Regions from separate parts of the Homo sapiens genome. Here region 2 is linked to region 1. Evidence: chromatin loops called from intact Hi-C (ENCODE). Cell type or tissue: Calu3. All regions are shown on one strand. Links, peaks and the distances in the headings refer to the core of each region. The heading gives the core; the rest is flanking DNA.

Region 1 (8,343 bases), core at 41-8,040:
GTTACCAGAGGCTGGGAAAGATAGTAGGGAATTGGGAGGAAGTGGGGATGGTTAATGGGTACTTATTATGTTCCTACTATATATACCTACTACCTACTATGTACCCACAGAAATTAAAAAGAAATTATTTAAACAAAAAAGAAACTGGAGTTAGAGAAAGCAGAAATCTTCAGATAGGGAGGAAAAATAGTAGTAGCCAGTTCTTGGTGGGACAATAGCTACGAATGTCTGACATAGGCTCCTGACAAGTAAAAACGGTAAAAAGGGGACAGTAAAAAAGGGAAAGAGGGTCTACCACAGTAGCAGTCATCTCCAAGGGACACCTTCTCTAGGTATTTCTCCCTTCCCCAACTCACATTCAAGCCTAGTATATAATTTGCCTCATCAACATGCTGTCATTGTCAACATCATCCACACTCTCAAGCTTCAAATGTCAATAAAAATAAATTGCTGCTCATAATTCAGCTTTGTTAACACATTTGGGAAACTGGGGAAAAGTTTTTAGCCTATTTGCATATGTCAATGACATCAGCCAAAATAAGTCTTGACTTGGTGCCCCAGGGGCTAGAGAGGGCCTAACAAATGTGAACAAATCACTGGGTTCAAACACAAATTCAAAATCTTCCCTTCAACTCTCTATTTCTTTTATCTGATTCTCCCTTCACCCCCACCAACCTCTTTGGCCTCTTCCTTTGGCAATGGTGATGATGATGATGATACTTAAGATAATTCAGCTCCTCCTTGCTTCTGCAAGGTATGAGCCTCCTAGAAGCCAAAGAAATATAGTTTGCTAGTTATGTATGTATAAGTGATATATTTTTAACTATTTATTAAAGCCTAAATATATGCATAAAAGTACACAAAGGTATAAAATTCAATGAATTTTTATAAAATAATCGTATCCATGTAACCAACACCCAGAACAAAAAGTAGAACATTACTAGCACACAGAAGTCAATACTTTGCCCAAAGGTTGCCAGTATTGCACTTCTAATAGCATAGATTAATTTTGTCAGATATGTCCTTTATAAAAATTAAATCCTACAGTATGTATGTTTTGTCTTATTTTTTCTCTCAATATTAAGTTTATGAGATTCATTCCTTTATGTAGTTATTGGTTATTCATTCTCATTACTGTATAGTATTTATTGTGTAATTATACCACAATGTGTTTACTCATTCCAACATCGATGGGTAGTTAGCCAATTTTCATTTTTTACATTGTCTATTATACATAGTGCTGCTATGGCTATTCTTAAATATTTTGGGTGAAAATATGTATGCAATTCTTTGGGTATATTCCTAAGGGTAGAACTGCTGGGTGTTTGGGAATGCACACGCCCAGCTTAAGTAGAATCCACCAGATTTCCAAAATGAATACGCTATATATACTGTTTCAAAATATATATTTTTTGAAACAGGGTCTTGCTGTCACCCAGGCTGCAGTGGCGTGATCATGGCTCAGTGCAGCCTTGAACTCCTGAACTCTGGTGATCCTCCTGCCTCATCCTCCCAAGTAGCTGGGACTACAGGCACGCACCACCTGGCTATTAATTTTTTTTTTTTTTTTTTGTAGAGCTAGGTCTGCTTATATTGCCTAGGCTGATTTCAGACTCCTGGCCTCAAACAATCTTCTTGCCTCAGCCTCCCAAAGTATTGGGATTACGGGCGTGAGCCACTGCACCTGGTCAAAATGAATATACTATTTTGTGTTAACACCAGCAGTATAGAGAGTTCCAGTTCCTCCGCATCCTCCCAACACTTGGCAACTCCCCTTTTAGCCTTTCCAGCAGGTATGTTTGGTTCAGGACTTTTGCCCACTTTTCTGTTGAGTTGACTGGGGTTTTTAATTATTAATGTGTAAGAGTTTTTTATATATTGTGATATGAGATCTTTGTCAAGTGCAAGTATTGTAAATATTTTCTCTCACCCTGTAGCCTGACTTTTCACTATCTTACTGGAGTCTTTTGACAAAATTAGAATTTTAAAAATACATTTAGAATACTTTCCTGCAACCTCACTAATGAGAGGATTAAGAAACCTCAATCTATTCTGCAGGGAAATACATTGGACTCTGCCTGGGTCAGCTGGTAGAAGTAAGGAGGTAATTCTTTGCCCTAGAATTAAGAAAGAATAGCTGATAATAATACCAACCATAAATGGATTGCCTACTATATGTCTAGAGATTATTATATATATTATATAATATCAAAGTTAAAACTTACAACCTTCCTATGACATAAAAGCATTATTATCAACCTCATTTTCAGATGAAGAAACTCTGGCATAGACAAGTAAAGCAGCCATTTCTAAATTTCTACTCTTGACCTTTACTATATACTTTCTTTTTGTCACCTCACACTAAAGTCAAAAATTCACAATATCTCCTGTTTAATAGGAACTTAGTCTAGCTAAATATGGCCTCCAGAGATTACATGCAATGAGCAGTCATTGCAGGCAGCCTGACCTTTAGAGGCAAGGAGGCTTCTGTCTCCACCTGAGGGCAAGGCCTCAAGAGGAGCTCAGGTGAAAACTATTGGCCACTCTCATTCCAAGCAGCTGGGAGAATGCATGCTTTAGTCCTATAGGAAAGAGCTGAGAAGTACGTATATGACTATATGGCATCCACTGTAGTCTATTCCTTGTACTGTCTGTATCTGCTTGCTCCATGTAATAAGTTCTGATAAAATCTCCTCCAGGATTTTGTTGGGCCTTTTTCTGGTAGGAACATATGATGGGAAGGTTAGTGGCATAAACTACAGTCCTTGCCATTGCAGTTGTGCTTCAGGCAACAATTGATATTATCTCCCTCTTCCATGCCTCCTAACCTCCATTCTAGAGTCCCTTCACTATTTGTACCTCTGCTAGTGAAGAAGCTTACATGGTATAGTGACTCAGACCTTCATCCTATTGCTGGTCCACCAGCAGGTGATGAAGCTCCAAAACCCCATATTAGAGTTTCTTGGGATGCTCCTGGTACCAGTTGCTTCAGGTTAACTTGCTCGAGAAGCAGGCTTTAGGATGGAGCTGTGTATGCAGGAAAAGTAAAGGAAGCATAATTGGCAAAGGGAGAAGTTGAAATAAAAATCAGTGTAACAAAGGCCTCAGCCAATCCTACCGGAAGCTCTGGAATTGGATGGCCTTCTATAGTTATCCCAAATGGGGAAAGGAGGCAAGCCTTCACATCTCCACATAAACCAATCATTGGATGTGGCCTGACCCCAAGATGGGGATGAGGTTTGAGGGAGGGGCAGTTCTCTTCATCTGAAAGCTATTGACCAACAACAATTCCAGTCCTAGGTGGGGGTATTCTGGGAAGATCACCATGGCATCCACTGCAAATATTTATGCCTTAGATCTGAGTTGCAATAATTCAGAAGAATAAATTTTGCATTTGAAATATTTGGGGTATTATTGGGCAAGGCAGACTTCTGGAAGGGATTTAGGTAACATGCTTCATACTACCAGATTTCATCAGTTATCATCATCAAGATAGATATCAACAATTTGGAAGATGAATTCCAATTTTATTATTACTTTATATATTATGAAAAAATAAAAATTGCCACCAATTAAATTATGATGCACCATATTATATGTAAGAGGTATCTCAATTTCAGAGATAGGAAAGTGTAAATAAAGCCCCCCTGGATCTTAGAATTGATATGTAGTAAGTTTTAACACCCCTCCTTGCCATACACACACACACACACACACACACACAGAAGAAAATGGTGTTTTTCGTGGTGTTAGTGAATGTTGCCAAAATGGAAGTAAAGTAGGGTAGATTTATTGGCAAGATCATCCTCAGTCCAGGTGTCCAGATAAAGTAAAAGTTGTTCACTGCTTTACTTCCCTACATCGTACCTATGTCATGGTATATGTAGGGTAGGGAGCACATCCCAGTGGATAAATGGCATTTGGCATTCACAGAAAAGAGGACCCAGGGAAGACGTCCAGACCAGAAGGGACTTACTAACCCACTCACTTACTCAGGAGTCCTTCTCAGCTCAGGACACATGTGCCTGGGGTTGGCCATTCTGTCTCTCTCATCCTTTAATCCTAAGACTATAATAAAGGGAAAGGGGCCCTCACTCTTTCCCTAACCCACCCCAACTTTTCCTTTGACAAGAAAGATGTAGAAACAGTGTTCAGGAGTGAGGATACTCACCACTATGCAAGGCACAGTTCATTCTCTCTCAGTCCACGCACACCTCAGGCTCTGCCTTCTCTGTCCCACCTACTCTGTGGCAAACAATTCTTCTCTCTTCAGTCATAGCAAAAACTCTTGACATGTTCCCTCCTTCGTGTAATGTTTTATGATGACCTGAATGAGAATCAATCTTCTTGGTCTCTTCCTTTCTAAACTCCCACAGAGGCCTCTTCACTCATGTTTCTCACTTTAAATGTACTTACATCTTTGCTTGAACAGCATTCAGACTTGGTTTAATTGCAGCATTTTTCTGGGATGTGGCTGTCAGCATATCCTTCACAGGCTGACACATGACCACAATGTCTCTCCCACATTTTCAGCAACACAGATAATGGACTTGGCGGTGAATGCTGATTAAAGTCATGGAGCCTCTTGCTAGCTTCTGTTGCTGCTGCTGATGCAGAGTCAGGATCTTAAATGTACATCAAGATCTCCCAGTTGATCCTACAAGGTCTATCCTGGACAAGGGTGCAGGGTTTTCCCAGCAGCCCTCTACAATGGGATGATTTGCTGCTCGGGGTTGCTCTGATTTTCTAAGATGCTGGGGGGAACTGGAAAGCATCAACATTTATCATGCACTAGAGGGTGCCAAAGTCCTGGGTAACTGAGTCCATCTAGGAAGAGTGTGTCTCACCTTGAAGCCCCAGGAAAGAGAAGCAGCGTCCAAATTTCTAAAGTTCTTAAAAAATGACGAGTTCATGTCCTTTGTAGGGACATGGATGAAGCTGGAAACCATCATTCTCAGCAAACTATCGCAAGGACAAAAAACCAAACACCACATGTTCTCACTCATAGGTGGGAATTGAACAATGAGAACACATGGACACAGGAAAGGGAACATCACATACCAGGGACTGTTGTGGGGTGTGGGGAGGGGGGAGGGATAGCATTAGGAGATATACCTAACTGCTAAATGACGAGTTAATGGGTGCAGCACACCAACATGGCACATGTATACATATGTAACAAACCTGCACGTTGTGCACATGTATCCTAAAACTTAAAGTATAATAATAATAAATTTAAAAAAAGAAAAAAAAGAAATTCAAATAACCAAAAAATAAAAAATAAATAAATAAGTAAAGTTCTGCAGCTGGACTGGGCATGAGGACATCTGCTGGAACACATGCCTGCATTATCAGAGAGACTATTCTAAAACATTCAGTAGATCAGGATCTATACCACTGCTGAAGGTTTTTCAAAGGCAACACCACTGTGATTGAAAAAATATATATTTTAACAGTAGTAATAGCTACCTATTTGCATACTATTTATTGTATGCCATACACTGTTGTAAGCACCTTATATACATTAGATCCTGTCAACAATGCTAAAACATTATCTTCAAGTTATAGATGAGAAAACTAAGGCAGAGCGCTTAAGAAATTTGCCCAAGATCACGTAGCTTGTAAGTGGCAGGACCAGGATTCAAATCCAGGAGTCCAGGTACAAGGCCTTCAACACTCTGCTTCACTCACATGTCAACACAAGTATCAGGCACTCTATAGCCACATTTCTTGTCAGAAGTAAACATAAATTTCCTCCAGCTTCCCTGGTTAGGCAACTACCACGTTCAGTACCCTTACTAGTAGAAAGTTCTTTCTTAACAGTCCCATGAATCCAGTTCCTCTTTTTTACTTCCACCCTAGATTTTTTTTTAATCTATCTATATATATTTTTGCACTCTAGACTTTTTGACCATATTATGGAGTATTTACTGACTGCCCAGCCTCAACAAATGGGGATTTTTTTTTTTTAAGATGAGGTTTCGCTATGGTGCTCAGGCTGGTCTCAAACTCCTTGGCTCAAGGGATCCTCCCACCTCAGCCTTCCAAAGTACTAGAATTACAGATGTAAGCCACCGTGCCCAGCCAATAAATGGCTTCTGACTGCCATGCTTCTAAACACAACTGATAAAATCTTTCTTGGATTCCAACAAGCTGTTGGCCACATTTGTTTAACTCCTATTCCAAAATAATGCTGAAAGTACCCAAGTGAAACGTGACAAACTAGGTCCAATGACTTGGCATTGCATTTGAACTAAATAATTTCACAAAACTCTGAGCTAATGTACATGTAATATTTTTAAAAGGAAGAATTTTTTTTCCTGTTTTTTTTTTATACTTTAAGTTCTAGGGTACATGTGCACAACGTACAGATTTGTTACATATGTATACATGTGCCATGTTGGTGTGCTGCACCTGTTAACTCGTCACTTACATTAGGTATGTCTCCTAATGCTATCCCTCCCCCTCCCCCCACCCCACAACAGGCCTTGGTGTGTGATGTTCCCCACCCTGTGTCCAAGTGTTCTTATTGTTGAGTTCCCACCTATGAGTGAGAACATGCAGTGCTTGGTTTTCTGTCCTTGTGATAGTTTGCTCAGAATGATGGTTTCTAGCTTCATCCATGTCCCTACAAAGGACATGAACTCATCATTTTTTATGGCTGCATAGTATTTCATGGTGTATATGTGCCACATTTTCTTAATCCAGTCTATCATTGTTGGACATTTGGGTTGGTTCCAAGTCTTTGCTATTGTGAATAGTGCCACAATAAATATACGTGTGCATGTGTCTTTATAGCTGCATGATTTATAATCCTTTGGGTATATGCCCAGTAATGGGATGGCTGGGTCAAATGGTATTTCTAGTTCTAGATCCTTGAGGAATCGCCACACTGTCTTCCATGATGGTTGAACTAGTTTACAGTCCCACAAACAGTGAAGAAGTGTTCCTATTTCTCCACATCCTCTCCAGCACCTGTTGTTTCCTGACTTTTTAATGATTGCCATTCTAACTGGTGTGAGATGGTATCTCATTGTGGTTTTGATTTGCATTTCTCTGATCACCAGTGATGATGAGCATTTTTTCATGTGTCTGTTGGCTGCATAAATGTCTTCTTTTGAGAAATGTCTGTTCATATCCTTTGCCCACTTGTTGATGGGGTTGTTTGATTTTTTCTTGTAAATTTGTTTAAGTTCTTGTAGATTCTGGATATTAGCCCTTTGTCAGATGGGTAGATTGTAAAAATTTTCTCCCATTCTGTAGGTTGCCTGTTCACCCTGATGGTAATTTCTTTTGATGTGCAGAAGCTCTTTAGTTTAATTAGATCCCATTTGTCAATTTTGGCTTTTGTTGCCATTGCTTTTGGTGTTTTAGTCATGAAGTCCTTGCCCATGCCTATGTCCTGAATGGTATTGCCTAGGTTTTCTTCTAGGGTTTTTATGGTTTTAGGTCTAACATTTAAGTCTTTAATCCATCTTGAATTAATTTTTCTATAAGGTGTAAGGAAGGGATCCAGTTTCAGCTTTCTACATATGGCTAGCCAGTTTTCCCAGCACCATTTATTAAATAGGGAATCCTTTCCCTGTTTCTTGTTTTTGTCATGTTTGTCAAAGATCAGATGGTTGTAGATATGTGGTATTATTTCTGAGGGCTCTGCTCTGTTCCATTGGTCTATATCTCTGTTTTGGTGCCAGTACCATGCTGTTTTCGTTACTGCAGCCTTGTAGTGTAGTTTGAAGTCAGGTAACATGATGCCTCCAGCTTCATTCTTTTGGCTTAGGGTTGTCTTGGCAATGTGGGCTCTTTTTTGGTTCCATATGAACTTTATAGTATTTTTTTCCAATTCTGTGAAGAAAGTCATTGGCAGCTTGATGGAGATGGCATTGAATCTATAAATTACCTTTGGCAGTATGGCCATTTTCACGATATTGATTCTTCCTATCCATGAGCATGGAATGTTCTTTAAAAGGAAGAATTTTGGAAGAACTGGACAACACAATGTTCTGAACAAAACAAAAAAAAAATTTGAGATGGAGTTTCACTCTTGTTGCCCAGGCTGGAGTGCAATGACACGATCTCCATTCACTGCAACCTCCACCTCCCAGGTTCAAGTGATTCTTCAGCCTCAGCCTCCCGAGAAGCAGGAATTACAGGTGCCCACCACCACACCTGGCACCCCGCTAATTTTTATATTTTTAGTAGAGATGGGGTTTCATCATGCTGGCCAGGCTGGCCCCGAACTCCTGACCTCAGGTCATCCACTTGCCTCGGCCTTCCAAAGTGCCGGGATTACAGGCATGCGCCACGGCCAGCCTGAAATTTTTTTCTTTATCAAAACATTAA
Region 2 (8,343 bases), core at 98-8,097, 300 kb after region 1:
GTCAGTATTTCTGTGAGATAGATAAAATAGGAATTATTTCCTCTGATCTGCAGGTGAGGAAACTCAGTCACAGGGAGCACATTTATCCATACTTGTGGAGCTATAGTATAACTAGTATTAGGACAAGGATAGCCAACATAGTTAAAAAAAAAAAAAGTACTGGACTTACAGTCAAGAATCCTGGGTTCACATATCAGCTACTGTCCTGCTATGTAACTTAGAATACATCTGTTTTCTGATGCTTAATTTTATTATCTATAAAATAAATAGGTTGGACTAGAAAAAGAAAATATGGCGGATGGTGGACATCTTTAGTCCTTTCAGTCCTTTGCATGCCTGTGGCAGACATGGCTAATTGATCATAGCTCACTGTCCTGCTGAGCCAGATGCAGCCCAGAGTCCTCAGTACAGGGCTCCTGGGAGCCAGCAACCACTGCTGAAAATCAGGGTTAGCACATAAAAGGAAATTGCTTGCCATTCCTCAACTAGCTCTCCAAGTTTTTTTCCAGTCTAGCATTCTGGGCATAGAAAACTGGTCTCCTCCCTTCCAACCTCATGCTCTCTACATCACGTCATCCTGGAACACTCCTTTTCTATAGATCTGTAGGAAAAGTAAAGGACTAAAATAAGATCTAGGTTCAGGCCCCTTCTCTTTCCATTAGGAGCTTAGTATCCTCACAGAATGTAATAACACCTACCTCACATGATAGTTATGAGCCATACGAGTGCATTCAGTTAGCAGACGTCAGTGCTTGACAACTGTGTGCCAGGCATTATGCTAACACACAGCAACTTGAGCTCCCCATCAGGCATCTTCTAGACCCTCTTCCCTCTCAGGAACTGAGCAGGAGCCTAGACTATTGACCATCCAGGCAAGCTGTGTTGCTGCAACTGCTCTAAATCAGAGTCACCGGCCCAGTTAGGGGCAAGGTAGCCTGGAGCCTCAGGTAGAGGTGGATTTTTTCATCTCATAACGTTGCCTTCCAGGAGTTCATTGCTTTTTCTTTTTGGTAGATCATCCTGTTTCCATTTACTTGTTCATCTGCTCTTTGGTGCCTTTATTTTTTTGCCATTACTTATCGGTAAAGTTATGCTGTTGTAAAGAGGGGAAGAGGAAGGGGTCCTGGTTCATAATAACACTGGAATGAGAGTTGGCAGAGACAGCAGCAGCTGTGAGGGCAGAGAGATAAGGCATCTGGAGATGGCTGCTCTGTTACCTACGTCACTGATCCGCTCATGGGGGCCAGCACACAGCTAGAAGTCAGCTTCCCCAACCCTCACACCCTGTCCCTGCAGGCTCAGGCTTTCCATCACCCAGGCTCTGTGAAGATTAGTGTGTCATCTTTAAAGCACTTGGCACTTCTTGGAAAAAGCCATGCTGTGAATTCAGGCATGGCTAAAAGATTGAACTCTTATTAAATCTCTGACACCCTCCATGCATCAGAATTCATACAGTCTTGTTCTGTTACATCCTCAGTGTCCTTTGCTAGTTCCCAGCTGGTCCCACAGACAAGCAAATTACTGGCAGGTTTGTTTAAGACACTGTACTTAGCCCACCTAGAATACTCATGAGTGACAAGTCCCCTTTAAAAGAACTGTTTGAAAAAAGTTAGCATTGAGGCTTGCAATGTTCCTTCTGCTTCATGTTGAGAATGCAGGAACCCCTGGGGATATTCTAGGTCTTAGGAGACTAGATCTCTTGTTAATATGTCAAAAACCAACTTCTGGAAAATAAGTCTGGTCTGTACTGATTCTAAAATACCTTGGATTGTTAACTTTTGCACCATCTTTGCAGAACACACACAGAATGTGACTATTCAGAGGAAGAAAAATTCTTTCGGCATAGACCTCCCTTCCGTAGTTGACAAAGTCATGGTGTTGAGTTAAAAGTGCTATGGCTGCTCCTGTGTTGTTTGGGGCAGGTAGTCCAGAACCCTGAGACCATGGTGGAAACAGCTCCATTTGGAATTCTCTCTAGTTTGGTTCTTTCTCCTTTTCCCCACCTGCAAAAGAATACTCAGAGTGCTATCTATCTATGTCCTTTCTTTGAATCTTTAAGGAGAATGTCTTCACCCAACATGTCTCATGCTACTGGACTGAGTAGAAGAGCAATGGAATCTTGTTACTTATTGCTAGTGAAACAGACAAGGAGCAATACATGATACACGCTTTCATTGTAAATCCTGATGTGGAAGGATTCAGGTAGTGCGATGTGAATCATCATCAGGATGATGCTTCCTGCTATGCCATCTCCCAGCTTTAGCTTTAGATGCTGGAGTTGGTTAACCATTACCAATGTACCCTTTGTCCAAAGAGGAATTGTTCTCAGAGTTTTGGACTTTGAAAACAAAAGAATGTGCTTTCAAGATGTCATTGCTGTTATACTTTATAGTTTATACATTCCTGCCCACTGGTCTTGCTTTTTTTCACTTTTTCTTCTGAGGCAGTTATAAGCCGTGTTGATACAGCTGTTTAGAGAAAATTCCTATGGAAGTAGTTCTAGCTGGAAGTCATCTGGGGAAAATTAACCTCTGTAGGTGGACTGAACTTTTTCAGGGAACGTGTAGGGACCTCACAATTGACCTAATTAATGTGTTTGCATAGTAACATACCTGTTTTCATTGTACATTTAATTAGCTTCTTTAAAAATAATTCTTCAGGTGAAAGATGTTAAAGGCTTCTCATCCTGCCCTGCTGAGCAGAGCCAAAGAGCTTGATAGTTTTAGGACAAATAAAAGGAAGCAGTACTTTACGCTGTAGGTAGTAAATGTGTGAAAATCATTACTCCTAGAAACAGTATGTGTTGAAATTATCAATAGATTCTAGACACGAACCTTTAGAGAGCATCATGGATGACAGATATAAATTGAGTTATTAAAGGGACATTAGAGAGCATTTTCTAATCGTTTTAAGTTATCGTTACGAATGGATCCCCCATATTCTCCGGTGAGCCTTGTGACACCACAATCAGGAACAGAATGTTAGGTGGATGAATGCTGGTCTGACCTACTGAGGTATTATTAAATTCATATGCTCCAGTCAAAATTTTTAAGCCAGTTTAACCTTTTTACCTATTTATGCTCCAGTCTTTTTAGGTCAGTTTAACCTTATACTTATTATTATTATTATTATTATTATTACTACTTTAATGTTCTGGTGTCTTTCAAATGGCCACTTCTTCAGAACTCTCTCAAATGATTTGGAAAAGCTAGGGGGTACTCAGCCCAACCATAAGATGGGAAACCTGAGCTGCAGTCCTGCCTCTGCCACTAGCTAGTTGCTTGACTAGGGGCAACACTGCACTTCTGCTTCATTTTTCTGCAAAGAAAGGGAGTTGGATTAAATGCCTTCCAAGGCCCCATTGGCAGCAAAATACTGTGGATCAGTAAATAAATATTATATGCACACTCATTCAGGGAGTCCCTAGAATAAAAGAATAGTGGGGTCGGGGGTGGGATGGGGGACTGCTTTGCCTTATTTTCCAAAAAGGATAAAGTAGAGCATTTCTCCCTTCTGACAGGAGAAACTGAATGTTGTAGGGACAGTGCAGAAAAACCCCTGACAGCATGGGGAAACCCCCCAAACTTTCTTTTCTCTGAACCTGAGGAGGGAGGTAGTGGGGAGAACATACGGTGGGAGTTAGGCAGGTCTGGGCTCAGTCACTCACTGACTCTCAGTCTCCCGTTGGTAAAATGGAGGTAAGTACATGTAACCTTTGGGGTGATGAGGATGAAATGAGACAAGTGGCATGAAGTTATCTCACTTAGTTCCTCGTATAAAGTAAGGGCTCAATAAATAATAATGTTTAGAGAAAGGAGATGGGAGTTCCAAAACACGGCAATTATAATGGTAAGCACCTCGCGAGTGGCCATCAGAGAAGGAGAAGCCAGTGCAATTGAAGCAGACGGCCTGAGAAAGGCCGTAGCCTGAAGCCCACAGGTGTGCAAAGACCTGCTCTAATTAATTAGGCATAAGATTAGCACTGGAATACATTTCTAACCACCAAAAATCAGATTCACTATTTCACATTATATTTACGGTTCTTTTTTTTTTTTAAGATTGCTCAACTTTACAGATTAATATTATTTAAAAGTTGCAAATATTTTAATAAATCATTGAAATTAACAGTTACACATTTGTGGGATTTGCAGAAAGATCCCCACATGAAGCAAAGACATCTTGTGTTTTGTTTCATATCGCTGTCACCTGCTGGCAGAATATGCAAATTGCAGGTTTGGTTTTGTCTAAGAAATTCTACCTCTAACATACATCTGTCTTTAGGAAAATGTAACTCTAAACCTAAAGTTACACAATAACAGGTATCCTCTCTTCTCCTGAGAATTCCCATAACCAGCTCTTGAGGAAGACCAGAGTGGACCTTGTGAGGAGTTTCCGGTACTACCATGAAGCTGCTAGGTCAGGATATGCAGCTGTGCACAGCTCAGCCCTTATTCTTCCTCCAGGAAGCCAGTAGAAAAACACTGGGGTCTAACCTCTAGCAGAAATAATGTGCTCAAAGAGAAAAGCAGGGCCACTCTGCTATTCTCAGAGTCAGCAATCTCCTTGCCCTGCCAAGATCCTACCAGTTTAATGAACAACTCATACCTTTCCTCGTTGTTGAAAGCTCCAATTCCTCAACAAAGTCTCAGTGCTGCTGATAACCTTAGATCAGCCCCAGAGATTGTTCTCATATCCCAGAGGGCATAAATATGGCAGTTACACCCCTACAAACTGCCCTTATCATTTTAATCATGGTTCATCTTGAGAAACCAGCAGATACTATGAAGCAGTTTTGTCACACTCATAAGCTGGTACTGTAACTCAAGTCACTGTTTATCTAACAATATGGGGCATAAAATAACAAAGTTGGCCTTTCTGGTACACTTAGCTGATGTAGTATTATCTTTGTAGTGGTTTCCTCACAGAAAACAACTAGAAGCAAGTGGCTTTTGAACTTGGTGACTTCATCCTAACATGAAAATTTTTGTCTAATTAGGTGGAATGATTTGGCAAAAGAGAGCAATACTTAGGTGGAGATTCATTCATTGGGAGGATGGAGGGAATCTCCCACTGCTGTACAAGAAGGGAGATGGCATATGGTAAAGCCCTTTGTCATAATGGTTGACATTCACAAGCCACTTACTTTGCACACACCTGGGTTTTTTTGCACTTCACAAACATCTCACTTAATCCTCAACAATTACCCAATAAAGGTAAGCAGTAATATTATCCCCATTTTGCAGATAAGGAAACTGCAAAATAAAAATTACATGACTTTCCCAGGATCACACCGTTAAATCGCAAGCTAGATTTTGCTAGTCAAGTCCAGTGTGTCATGTTCTTCACACCGCGAGGGTTAGGGGAGAGGGGAGATTTGGAACCACTCTTCTGGGTAGCAAAGAGAGGACAGAAAAACCAAAACATATCCTTTCAGCTATTATGTGAACTGCTTAATTCTGGTGTTACACAATAGTAATGATAGGACATCACTAAACATGTCATATTTACTTTATTTTATGATGACAGCTAATATGTTTCCAGTCTTCATAGCCTGTTGCTCTTACTGTAGAGGTATCTGCTGACAAGTTTTTAAAATTGGAGAAAATTGTGCTTAGGCCTTGCCTTTTATATGGCCTTCCTGACATTCAGCCTCAGATTGCAGCAGAAGTCTCTCTCAACTGAAGTCAACAGCTTTCATCAGAGGGAGAGCAATGCATGTACACCACTGTCACTGCAATTTAAGACCTGGGTCTTCTGCCCCCAGCTGACTATTTTCTGCCATGTGAGGGCAGGATTTTTTCAGGTTCCATCTCCCACCCCTAGACAGCCCTGCCGCTGGGGTCTTCAGTTCAGGACCTCCAACTAGTGCATAGCCACGTAACCTTACTTTTTTTCATAAAACATAGTAAAAATATGTTTACTATTTTCTTCTAAGGGACACTCAGTGTCCTGAACCCCAATGACATGGAACTTTGTGCCCTTTTAGATAGTTCTCCCCAGTCTTCTTCATATTGAGCCCAAATCAGTCAAATTTTATTCTTCATGCAGCCCAGTTCTACCCAGCAGAGCCCCCTAAGATAGGTCTTCTCACAGACACACGTACCAGGAAAACTAACGTTGCTGTTGCTTGGTCTCAGTAAAGTCACTGTCTGTTGGAGGGTTCAGCTGCCCACTACTGTGAGGTAGTTTGCTCTCCTTTAACCCCCTCTGTAACGTGGAACAGTGGAGTTGCTTTAACTCTGGAGCAGTTTTGCCTGGTGTACTGGGATGGGCCTTAGCTGCCTGCTGGGCTTCTGACATTGCCTCTCACTGTCTTACATAATTTGGAGACACTATTAAAAAGCACCTAGGGGGCTGGGCACTGTGGCTCACTCTTGTGGCTCACTCCTGTAATCCCAGTGCTTTGGGAGGCTGAGGCGGGCAGATCACTTGGGGTCAGGAGTTCCAGACCAGCCTGGCCAACATGGCGAAACCCCATCTCTACTAAAAATACAAAAATTAGCCGGGTGTGGTGGCACGCATCTGTAGTCCCAGCTACTCAGGAGGCTGAGGCAGGAGAATTGCTTAAACCTGGGAAGTGGAGGTTGCAGTGAGCCAAGATTGCACCACTGCACTCTAGCCTGGGCAACATGTTGAACAAGACTCTTGTATCAAAAAAAAAAAAAAAAAAAAAAAGCACCTGGGGAGATGCAGATACACCAAGTTATTCTACCTCCTGGGCCCGCAGCCTTGTGACATCGGCCAAGCTTAGTAATGACAGCATTCTTTGTTGGTTCTGTTTCTTCTGAGTTCTGCCACAGTGTCTGGCTGTGCAGATGTACACACAATGCAGGAGAAAGAGCACAGGTCTGGGAGTCAGGGAACCGGGGCTTAGGCCTGTATCTCCCACTTAAATAGTTGTTCTATCTTGGGCAATCCACCTCACTTGTTTGTCAGTTTTTTCAACTTGATTAATAATACTTATTTTAATTAATAAGTATTCAGGGTTTCTCAATAGCAGTACTATTGACATTTTGGCCTGGTTAGTTCTTTGTTGGAGTGGCAGCAGAGGGCTGTCCTCTGTATTGTAGGATGTTAGCAGCATACCTAGCCTCTACCCACTAAATGCCAGTAGTACCTTCCAGCTGTGACAACCAAAAGTGTTCCCAGACATAGCCAGGTGTCCTCTGAAGGGCAGAATTGTCCCCAGTTGAGAACCACTGCATTAACTCATAGGATTAGCAGGATACATTAAATAACTGTGTGAAAATATAAGACATCATGGTTGTCTTCCTCCTTCTCTGGCATTCCAGTCTTCTCTGATTGTCTATACTTACGTAGAAGCAGAAAGAAGAAACAGCATATTCTATCCACATCCCTATGTGGTCCAGCAAGTGACTTGTTACGTCCATGCTTTCACATCATGCGATTCAGGTAAGTTTGTCCTTTTCTAATGGGCTTGATATTTACTGTGTGTGAAGAGCCACAGAGGTGAGTAGCAGTGCCTGTTTTCATGGATGACACATTCTCATGGGAGGAATATTTAAGCACAGAAATGACTAAGACCAGAAAGGCATGCTCAGGTGTCAGAGAGGAAGCACTTCACAGAGGAGGTGATGTTTGGGTTTCAGTAGACAGAGATAGGCTGGTATAGCCTGAAGGGGCTTGAATCAGAGGGAGCAGTGACCCAGGGTAGAAAGCACATAGGATTAGATGAGAAGGTAGCAAGAGATAAGACCTTGTGATCAGTCTACGGAGGCTTGGAATGCCAAATGTGTTCATTGTCCCTAATTTAGCAGTGACATGGCATGGCCATAGCTGTGTTGAAGAGGGTCATGTGGCAATGGATTAGAGTAAGGAGAGGCCAGCACAAGGTGGCTTGGGGACCTGAATAGAGTGATTGTGGTAGGAGAAGGGAGGATGAGGTTAATGGAAGAGAAAGTGCAGGAGAAGAAGCAGCAGGGTCTGTGAAGGTGAAGAAAGGGAAGAGGACGAGAGGACTACAATTTTGACTCTGGAGCTCAGAGAAAAGGGTTTCCCAGAATAGAACAGGAGAAGACAAGAGGAGGAACCAGGAATCAGGAAGTTCGAGCACTGGAGAAGGGCCAAGGTAAAACATTAAAATTGAGGGTTTCCTAAATTCATCCACATCCATGCCTGAAAAGGTCTCACACACTTCCTGGGAGAAAAGGCACATGAGTGTTTGCTTGATGCTTTGTTCATTGCAGAGATGGGCTTCTTGAATCCATTTATCGTTTAAGGACTATTTATATGGCCCTCAACAAATAACAGTAAGAAAAAAAGAAAAGAAAAGCAACTCAGCCTGGGGCTTTGGTTCCTGTGCAAAGCACTTTTTATAAGCAG

What was found. A loop is a pair of places that touch in the nucleus more often than their neighbours do. Peaks named below come from ENCODE experiments on the same cell type or tissue, not always from the same donor. Only the 100,000 strongest peaks of a DNase experiment are listed, where the experiment ranks them.
Region 2: it touches region 1 in a loop (18-fold over the local background); 8 of 110 quality-filtered maps call a loop at or near these places.

The regions. Positions count from the first base shown.
Region 1 is chr1:166,430,327-166,438,669 of GRCh38, reverse strand. No RefSeq gene overlaps it. Among named protein-coding and RNA genes, the nearest start is that of LINC01675, 56 kb to the left of the region's middle. In Calu3, for the core only: no CTCF peak of the experiment used is centred there; a DNase peak (open chromatin) is centred at 4,809.
Region 2 is chr1:166,129,314-166,137,656 of GRCh38, reverse strand. The region is part of intron 1 of FAM78B (family with sequence similarity 78 member B); the gene reads left to right. Among named protein-coding and RNA genes, the nearest start is that of MIR921, 21 kb to the left of the region's middle. In Calu3, for the core only: a CTCF peak has its summit at 4,232 (motif pointing left); no DNase peak of the experiment used is centred there.